Regions from separate parts of the Homo sapiens genome. Here region 1 is linked to region 2. A link is an interaction called in ENCODE POLR2A ChIA-PET data of the cell type or tissue named here. Cell type or tissue: OCI-LY7. All regions are shown on one strand.

Evidence for each region. ChIA-PET counts read pairs that join two places held together with the same protein. Peaks named below come from ENCODE experiments on the same cell type or tissue, not always from the same donor. Only the 100,000 strongest peaks of a DNase experiment are listed, where the experiment ranks them.
Region 1: POLR2A ChIA-PET joins it to region 2 with 6 read pairs; 2 of 35 experiments call an interaction of 5 or more read pairs at or near these places.

The regions. Positions count from the first base shown.
Region 1 is chr2:30,822,429-30,827,428 of GRCh38, forward strand. The region is part of intron 3 of LOC124905982 (a long non-coding RNA gene); the gene reads right to left. It overlaps LOC105374435 (a long non-coding RNA gene), which reads left to right and starts at 1,074. Exons shown (of 3, transcript XR_939930.4): 1 at 1,074-1,380. In OCI-LY7, no CTCF peak of the experiment used is centred here; no DNase peak of the experiment used is centred here.
Region 2 is chr2:30,765,450-30,770,449 of GRCh38, forward strand. CAPN13 (calpain 13) reads right to left here. Exons shown (of 23, transcript NM_144575.3): 5 at 4,864-5,000. Among named protein-coding and RNA genes, the nearest start is that of CAPN13, 39 kb to the right of the region's middle. RefSeq lists an enhancer at 1-430. In OCI-LY7, no CTCF peak of the experiment used is centred here; a DNase peak (open chromatin) is centred at 3,082.

The DNA.
Region 1 (5,000 bases), 57 kb after region 2:
TCCACACCAACCCACCCTGGTTTTCTTATTTTTTGAGGCAAGCTTGCCAAAATGAACAAACGCCAATTTAGTTACCTAGAGAAAGGGAGGCTTCTCAGGACCTTGAGAGGCAGCATGTGTGTGATCTAAAAACTTTTGGGGTGAGATTAGAATCTCAGGTTGGGCTGTTACTGAAATTATTATCTTAGGCAAGTCGCTAAAATCTTTAGGCCTCAGTTAATTTGTCTTTAAAATGGGGCTGATGAATTAGCAGAGTGGCTGAGGAATAAAAGCAGCAATGTGGGCAGTATCTGGGACATGGGAGTGTGTGTGAATGCAGGCTCCTCCTGGGCTGGGCCCTGCCCACCTGGGGTCTGTCCCCATCAGACCCCACAGAACACTCAGGACAAGACTGAGCCACTTCTCTCCAATTCATGCTTCTCTCCTGGTAGCCAAGGTGCTGAGAGAACGTTGGAAATGTCCCTGGTGGGATGTTGGTCCTGGACCAGATTCTCAGATTTCCACTTCTCTCACTGTAGTGCCAAGAAGTACCTTGGCCAATTTTCCTTTAAGAAGTGGCCAGGAAGGGAGTTTTGCAACTTGAGGCAAGTGTTGTAAGGGTAAAGGAGACCCCTCTTTGGCCTGAAGAAATTCCAAAGTCAATGTGGAGAACAACCCCGAGTGGGACTTCTGCATCATCAGTAGTGATCCCAGTCTCCCAAATAAATTTTATTAGAAGGCTGATTAACAACCAGCCTTGGCAAAATGCTGTGAGAATATCAAATGCAAAAAAAAAGTGGGACTCAAAATAATATATTCAATATGATCTCAGCTGTGTTACACAATGTTTTAGAAAAATTCTGGAAGCAAAAATGCCAAGATGTCACAATAATTGCCTCCGTATAGTAAGACTGGCTGATTTTTCTTCATGCCTTCTTTACACATTTCTATCATTTTAAATCTTCCTACAATGAGCAGGGGTTGGGGAAAGAAAAGGAAAAAGAAAATGGAAAATGCACTCCCAGCCGTGAGAGAGGGCATGGCAGTGTTTCCCACTGGTCTCTCCCACAGATGACGCCTGCAGAGGTGCGCGAGGCTGGGTGTCCATCTCACTCACCCAGCCTGAAAATGTCTATGTGAAGAAGCGTAAGCAAAACAGACACTTGTGCTAATCACTGTTCAGAGCTTGGCTGCTGAGTGTTTTCTGGGAGCTGCATTGTCAGTTGAGGGCTGCCCGCTGCGTGGGGTGGATTCCCCAGCCCTCACAGGATAATTTTATCACAGAGGACAACATTTGTAGTTCTGCATGAGTGGCTCTCCTGGCGAGATAAAGAAGAGACAGTGAGCTGAGGCTGAGGCTGAGAAGGCTGGCATATGTGATGTCTTCGGGGATCGGAAGCTGTAAGTAGCACAGAGGGACACACAGAGGCCTGTGGTGGTGGAGGAGGGGCTTGACGGGTCCTGGTAAGTCCTGTCTGTCTTCAAAACCTGCTCCCCCTCTGATGGCTTCCTGCCCCTTCAGTGCCTGTGAGCCTTGCCTTGGGACCTGTGGGGCACATGCCATGCCACTGGTTGCCATGTTTTTCAAACGTTTAACCCATTATTGAGAGAATCCTTAGTAGAAAGCCAAGCCTATGGGGAATGGACATCAAATGGATATGTTTTCATGACAGGGAAAATAAATGTTAAGACTAGGAGATTTTAGAGCTGGAAGACAGTCTTTTTTATTTTTTGGACAGAGTCTCACTCTGTTACCCAGGCTGGAGTGCAGTGGCATGATATTGGCTCACTGCAACCTCCACCTCCCAGGTTCAAGCAATTCTCTTGCCTCAGCCTCCCAAGTAGCTGGGACTACAGGAGTGCGCCACCACGCCTGGCTAATTTTTTGTATTTTTAGTAGAGATGGGGTTTCACCATGTTGGTCAGGTTGGTCTTGAACTCCTGACTTTGTGATCCGCCCGCCTCGGCCTCCCAAAGTGCTGGGATTACAGGCGTGAGCCACTGCGCCCAGCCTGGAAGACAGTCTTAAGATCACATTGTCCTAGCCCTTTGTTTTGTAGGGAGGAGTTGAGTTCTAGACAAGTTCATATGAAACCTTGATTTGACCCCTTTGAGTCCAGACCAAGATTCTGCTTGTGTTATGGGTTGAATTGCATTCCTTCCCCACCCCAAGAATTATGTTGGAGTCCTAACACCCAGTACCTCAGAATGTGACCTAATTTGGAGAGAGGGTCTTTACAGAGCTAATCAAAAATATAAGATGATCCAGAAAGGCCCTAAATCAACATGATTGGTGTCTTAGGAGATTTCTAATTTAGACACAAAGACAGGCATGTACACAGGGAGAACGTCATGTGAGGACCGAAGTTAATGCTGCCACAGGCCTCTTACTGAATGGAGGAGAGAGGCCTGAAACTGATCCTTCCCTGGCACCTTTGGAGGGAACGTGGCCCTGTCAACATCTTGATCTCAGACTTCCAGCCTCCAGAATTATGGGATAATTACTATTGTTTAAGCCACTCTGTGTATGGTACTTTGTTATGGCAGCCCTATGAAATTAGTACAGAAAACCTCATCAGAGGAAGGATTTACAACCTTGGCTGTATAGGAGAAAGCACATCTATGAATTCTAATAATCTGTGCCAACTCTGTACCTCATGATTATTAATAACTGAGAATGAACAACTCACAGTCAAACTAGATCAAACTTGAAGCACATTTGGAAACTCAGCTGATACCCAAGGACCTGAGAAACCAAACATTGTGATTCAGTACAAGCTGGGCAGAGCAGATCTCTTGGGAGGCTGCCCTGTTCCCTAGAATGTGGCTGCCTCTGGGCGAGGAGAGAAGAACTCAGGCCAAGGTAGAGACCTAAAAGTAGGATTGTGGCTGGGAGAGGTGGCTCACGCCTGTAATCCAGCACTTTGGGAGGCCGAGGCGGGTGGATCACAAGGTCAAGAGATAGAGACCATCCTGGCCAACATGGTGAAACCCCGACTTTACTAAAAATACAAAAATTAGCTGGGGGCAGTGGTGCATGCCTGTAGTCCCAGCTACTCGGGAGGCTGAGGCAGGAGAATCACTTGAACCCGGGAGGCGGAATTTACAGTAAGCCGAGATCGTACCACTCCACTCCAGTCTGGCGACAGAGCAAGACCCTGTCTCAAACAAAAAAAAAAAAAAAAAAAGAAAAGGAGGATTGCATTCTTTTTCTGTCCCTTCTTGAATCTCAAAGACAGGTGTCATTCAGAGGCCTAACAATGATTCCAGTGCCATTGACCAAGAAATCAAACTGAACCAGTTTGATTCAGTAACTGGGTATGTTAGCATGAGACATAGGAGAGGGGCTTATGGAAGGCAAGTGACAGATCAAATGCAAGAAATACAGTTACTTTCTTTTTTTCAACTGAAGTTTTTCTTAAATCCCTTCAGTCCAACACTTGAATTCTTTTTGTTAGTAAGAAGTGAGGTTTAGGGACACCTTGTCAGAGATGCTATCTGGCTAGAACCAATCTTGGAGACAAGGGGTTCAGACCACGTTTGCTTTCACTCCTTTCCTTCTTAAGCTTGCGCATTGCATCTGTAGTTCACAAAACAGTGAGGGGCTCCTGGATTAGAACTACCTTTTTCCCAGATCCCTTTGTCTCCAGGAAAGGGATCTGAAATTCCAATCTGTTGACACATTGCCAAACACAGTGATTTGGCTGGCAAAATGCCGTACCACAACTGTGGAAAAAAATTAGCTCTGATGATTGAAAAGCAACGTGGAGCTTGAGGGTTTATCTCCATGAAGGGGCATGTGTGGATATGATGGTGCAGAGCTCTCAGAGCTGACTTCTGAGCCCAGCTGAGGAGCCCTGGCATGTAAAATGGGAGATGGAATAGATTAGCCATATTTAAATGTGTTTCTTCTCTCTTTTTACATCAGTGGAATTGTGTCTTCAAATCTTAATTGGAAGCTCAAATAAATAAATAATAATAAATGTTTAAATGAGTTGCTTTGTTTAAAAAATGGGCAAAGGACTTGAGTAGACATTTTTTCCAAAAAAGGTATACAAATGGCCTATAAGCACATGAAAATGTGCCTAACATCTGTTACATCAAGTTTAGCTTAAAGCTGCCTCCTTACATATTTTAGGTTTGGCCTAAGGGTTTTTCTATACATCCTGAACTATAACAAGTGGAGGTGTAAACAGACTGTAGCCTGCACTTGTGCCAATCACTGAATTTTGGCCAAATGTAGCCAACTGTTCAAACAGTGTTGAAATAAGGCAAATGCTGAGCTGTAACCAATCCAGCTGTTTCTGTATCTCAGTTCTGTTTTCTGTACAGTTGCTTTCCTTTTTCTGTCCATAAATCCTCTTCCACCACATGGCTGTGCTGGCTCACTCAGAAGGCTGCCTGATTCACGAATCATTCATTGCTCAATTAAACTCCTTTAAATTTAATTCGGCTGAAGTTTTTCTTTTAATAGATGGTGTCAGAAGTGGGATCAGAAATAGAGCTTCTAATGACCCTCCAGGAGTGCTGAGTGACCAAAGTGAGGTACCTGCAGCACCCGTTAATCTCTCCGGGCAGCTAGGGATCAGGATCATGATAAATTATCTCAGATTTTGGAGCTTCACAAATTTGTGTTATGAGCTTTCTGAGTTTGAGCAAATTTCTGATCCAAACTGGGCTTGGAAGTTGCCACAGAAACTGGACTGGGTCCAGGATCGGATTTGACTGGATTGGATCCAGTTAGAGGCCTCTTACATCTGACTGGGTCAGAAAGAAACTGGTAGTAAATGGTAATATTGTAGGGGGTGTAAAATTTGGCTTTTGAAAATTTGCAGGGATTTGTGTGTTCTATCACTTTGTTTCATTTTTTCTTGGTAGAAAAAAAAAAAAAAAGCATTGGCTAAGTTAATCAAGGAGACCTGAGTGCAAAGCCAATATCTTAGGTAAAAATGGGATCCTTAATTTCTGAAGAACTGAGTTCCTCCTGGCTTACACATCCATAAGTGTTAGGCCCCAGAAGC
Region 2 (5,000 bases):
GTGGAGGAAGTCCTGGCTGCAGCTTTTGTTCTGGTAATGCAAAATCACACATGATCAGGACCTGGGTCTATCCTGCTGCTCCCTCCAACTGGGTCTTCCACACTGGACAAGACCCTTCCCCTCCCTGCCCTTGGCCTTTCATCTGGAAGCTGCAGGGTGGACTGGATCAGTCCTCAACACTCCTTTCTCACTGTTTCCACCTCTGACATTCTCTCTTCCTGGGGATCACACAGAATTCCAGTAGATTCACTTCAGCAAATGCGTATCGTATCAAGCAGTCACTATCAGCAGGACTCTGCCCCGGGCACGAATGCTTAGAAGGAATGGCTTAGAAAGCCTTTTATTAAAGAAAGCTGAGGATTCCCAGAACGAAGGGGCATCTCTACAGGAGCCCCCATGTGACAGATTAATCTTGACTTGTTTTAAAACTGGTTCTAAACCTTATCCTCCTGCTCTCCCTCTCTCTGACCCAGGGTCTAGATTTTTCTCTCTGGAGCATTTGCTCAGTTAACTGTAGAGCCTTCTTTGGTGGTGAGCGTGCCCGGTTGGGGCTGAGCTCTGGACTCCCTTGCTGTCCCATGTGGGTTCTGGCTCCTGTTCCAGTTACCAGGGAGTGGCTGAGGGTGCTGGAAATTCACAAGGACTGGGGTTTGGGAACCCATTCCCCACCAGTGCTACCTCCTGCTCTTTGCAACAGCCCCTTTCTGGTGATACGCTCAGGGCGCCTTTCCTGGCTTCAAACAGGGCTGTGCTAAAGAACAGCACTCCAGAAAAGCCGCGGTGGGGCCTGGCCCCTCTGTCACTTCACTGTCTCACTGCCTGTGGGCCCCACCTGACGTCCTGCACCCACAGCATCCGGCAGTCACCTCGGAGTCACCCAAGACAACCAAAGGCACTCCCTGCCACTCACGGCTAGAGCCCTTTGGTGTCTTCTGAAGTCTTCTCTTACTACGTATCCACAACGCCCATGAAACCTGTCCCAGCAGCAGCTGGGTGTTTTGACAAGGAGCTATCTTTCTGCTTTCTAAACATGAGCTCACGGATCCTGCTGATGTTCAGGAACATGGCAACTATTCTTAGCCCCCTTTGCTGACAGGAAGTAGAAAGGAGAGAGAGAGAGAACTGTGTTCACCGCAGCCACCACTATTCCTCGTCACCTGACCCAGGAATTCTGAGACAGCCTTGTCCCCATCCCTCTGCTTCAGCCTCATTTGGGGAAAATGTCTTTCTGCCCGGCAATCATATGAAAGAGGAAAGAATTCAGATAGAGCCAGAGAAGATGCTGAAATGCTGTAGAGATCCCATAAAGGATGGGAAGCAGCCTACCAGCTCTCGTCCCTCAATCTCCTCTCTATTTCATGACCTCTGGGGAAAACAAAACCCTAAATATGGTTTTCATTTGACTTGACCAATTAATTTCCAGACTCCCCAGCTGCAAGGAGAATAGAAAGTTTAGAGTCCATGTGTTCACTGGGCTGTTGCCTGCACCCTTGGAGGGAAGAGGTCCCTCTCCATCTGGACAGATGGGCTCTCTACATTTGGGCTGTGGTCCTCATGTGCCAGACGCTGAGCTCCACAAGCAGCAAAAGACAAGTCATTTTCCTGTAGGACTGACAGCGTCAGGGATGGTGGGAAGGCATGGGAAATAGCGACTAGGGAAAATCGTGCTCACCCCATCCTCATCTGCATGTGATCTTGGGCCAGCCATTTCACCTCGCTGAGCCTCAGTTTCCTCATCTTTCAAAGAAGGTGGGGTTTGAGGCTCACAGACGTCCTCTCTGGCTCTGAAACCCCATAATTCTATGTGATTCACCCCTGCATTTCAGAGCTTCCTTTTTTGGATAGTGAGGGGTGGGGGACCTTTTAAACAGCTTTAATAGTTTGAGACATTGTATCCTCTGCAGATTTCTTTAAGCAGTAGAATGCGGATGCCAGGTCCACGTTCCTATTTCTTTTCAAGCTGAATGATTGCTTGAGGTCATCTGTTAACAAAATGGGGTCAAAGTCATCATGTCCTTCTGCAAGATTTCTACTTCTCCCAGGGAACCACTGGTCTCCCCGTTTTTACATAAGGATAAAACGAGGCCCTGAAGAGATGAGGGCTGAATCCGTATTGAAAAGATAATGGCAGTGTTTTCGTAAGAAGCTTATAAGTGAATTCACCTCCCAAACATGTGGATTGGTTCAACAACCTTGGCTGTTATCTGGGCTTCATTCTCAAATGCTAATGAGCAGCTGTTTCTGACACTAGAAATGAATAAAAAATTTAGTTTTTCACAAGTTTGCCTCAAAAAGAAAGAATGCACAAAAAGAGGTCTTGAGGCACCTCACTGTTTGGACTGTGACTTCCAGAAGGACAGGGGTGGACTGTGGTGCTATCACCACCTCTAGGGCCCAGGACTGCACTCGGCAAGGCTGCAGAATGGACGGGAAAGATAAAGATGTCCCCTGGCCAGGTGAGTAAAGACCTGGCAGGCCCAGCTTAACTACGTGCACCTGCCATCTCATCACAAATGGAGACTCATCTCTGAAGAAGAGATGATCTTCAGAATTTTCTGGACCTATGATGCTCTCCACTCATTTTCTCCTCAAGGGCATGGTCCTCTCTGCTTTTATCTGCTAGCAATGATCCCCAGCTCTGGCACTTCCCTTGCCCCTTCACGGTGCCTGCCTCACACACAGCCCCTTCTGAGGGCAAGTGTCCCCTCCCCAGATCCTGTCCCTTTGTAGCCACTTGACCCAGGTCATGGCTGATTGGGCCGATGGGGTCCTGACCCAGGCTTGACCAATAAGACTCCAACTCTCTGGATTGGAATCAGGTACTGGGCAGGGAATCGGGTGGAAAGCAGCAGAAGGTAAAGACAGAGGCACAAGGCCAGTTGGCCTGATGAGGAGTTCAGAGGAAGTGGGGGTCCTGAGAAATGTGGAGCGAGGAGGCAGCAGAGGAAGATGCATAGCAAAGACAGGTGACTGGGTGGGAGGAGGAGGAGCGGGCCAGCTACAGAGAGGAGCAGAGCAGAGCAGAAGCCACAGCAGCTGCAGCCAAACCAACGCCAGAGCCTTGCTCCAGCCCCTGGGGACCAGCCCCATGAGAGTCCCTGCCCCTGGGCCTCTGCATACCTTCCTGTCCTATTTCCAGGTGTGCCGCCTTCCCCCTTCATAATATCGTCACTGCAAGGTCTTGCTCTTTTTTTAAATTTGTTTCATTTCATTTCATGAACTTTCTTTTTTCCTTCCTTCCTTCCTTCCTTCCTTCCTTTTATCCACATTCTTTTTCTCCTCCACCCCAAGACAAGCATTTCAGGATGTGGAATGTGCACCTTTTGTTTGTATGCGTTCTTGTGAAATGAGAATTGCTGGGCACAGAGTTTCCATTTCCATAAATAACTGTGCATGGGATTGCTCAGTGCCTCTTACCTCATTTGCAAAAGCTAGAAAGCTGGAGAATGCCAAGTGTTTGCCAGGATGTGGGGATCCAGGAACCCCCAAATAGCACAGGAGGGAGTGTGCACACAGGCAGCCTCTGAAGGACAACCTGACAATACTTATCTTGGCTACACGCACGTCTCACACCCACTAAGGACACTTCTAGGGGGCCTCAAGGACCCTGTCTCTAAGGACTGTCCCAGTCACAGTGCACAGATGGGATCTGTGGCTTCTGACTGCTGCGTGGCTCTCCATGAAGTGTACCCACCCATTGTACCCACTGACCTCAGTGATGGACACTCCATACCACCCTTGTGGCAGTCAAGAACATCCTCAGATGTGTCCCCTTAGGGGCCCCCAGGAATGTCCCTATTGGGTGTGAGAAGTGTGTGTAGCCAAGCTAAGTATTGTCGGGTTGTCCTTCAGAAGGCTGCCTGGGTGCACACTCCCTCCCGTGCTGTTGGAGGGTCCTGGATCCCCACATGCTGGCGAGCACTTGGCATTCTCCAGCTTTTGCAGTCTCATAGGAGGAGACGGATGTGTCATTACTCTTCGTGTTTCCATTGTATTGATTATGGAAAGTTTGAGTGTATCTTCATCACCTGTGTGGGTGTTTAGGACAGTGCCCTCTTCCTCACACACACACGTGCAACCCCCCATCCACAGTCCTGCACACAACCACTTGAGTCAGTCTGAGAGCATCTGTCCCAGTGCCAAGCACAGTGCCTGGCATATGGTTAAATGCTCAATAAACATCTGCTGAATAAAAGCAACCCAAAGAATCTAAGTACGACATGTGAATTGGGATGTTTATAAGTTCTTAAGCTTGTCAGCACCTAAAGGCAGTTCCTAAGTTATGGTATTTTGACCATATGAGAATAAGCATGTCCTGCCCCACCCCCACACATAAATGCCACCTCGTAGCAGCCACACCGGGTGCCCAACTGCCTGGACCACCCCTGATGATGTCTTTATTTGAATCACTCCCATTTTTGGAGATGCCTCCTCCCACCTATCCCCTCTCCCCTTGCTGAAATCCTGCCCATCCTTTGAGGCCTCACTCAAATGCCACCACCTCCACACAGCCTCAGCCTGACTTTCTGTGAGTCAGAGTCAGAATTGTTCACTCCTCCGCGCTCTCATCGGACTTTGACCGTGATATTATTAAATATATTTCTTTGGGCCCTGATACCAGCCTTGCAATAATATCATTGTCAGTGCATATCTCTGTCCAGCCCCTACCCTGCCCACTCTTCACTATGTGCCTGTGGGACTCTCCTGATGGCCCCAACATGGACCTTTGCACGTGGTGATTGTTTATGGAGATGCCCAGCCAGGTGGCAAAGGCTGCAATGCTCCAACAGGGACTGTTTGCATTCCGGGTAGGCAGGACCAGCACTGAAACTCTGGGCTGATGGGTGGCGGGGTTGTACTTACTTGGCATAGGCCTTCTCCAGCAGGCAGGGCCAGAACTCTTGGTTTTGGTGGCGAGGACGCACAAAGAGGCATTTATCTCCCTGGACAGGTAGGCGGTCATCAATCACCACTTCCACCCACTGGCCACATTGCCAGAA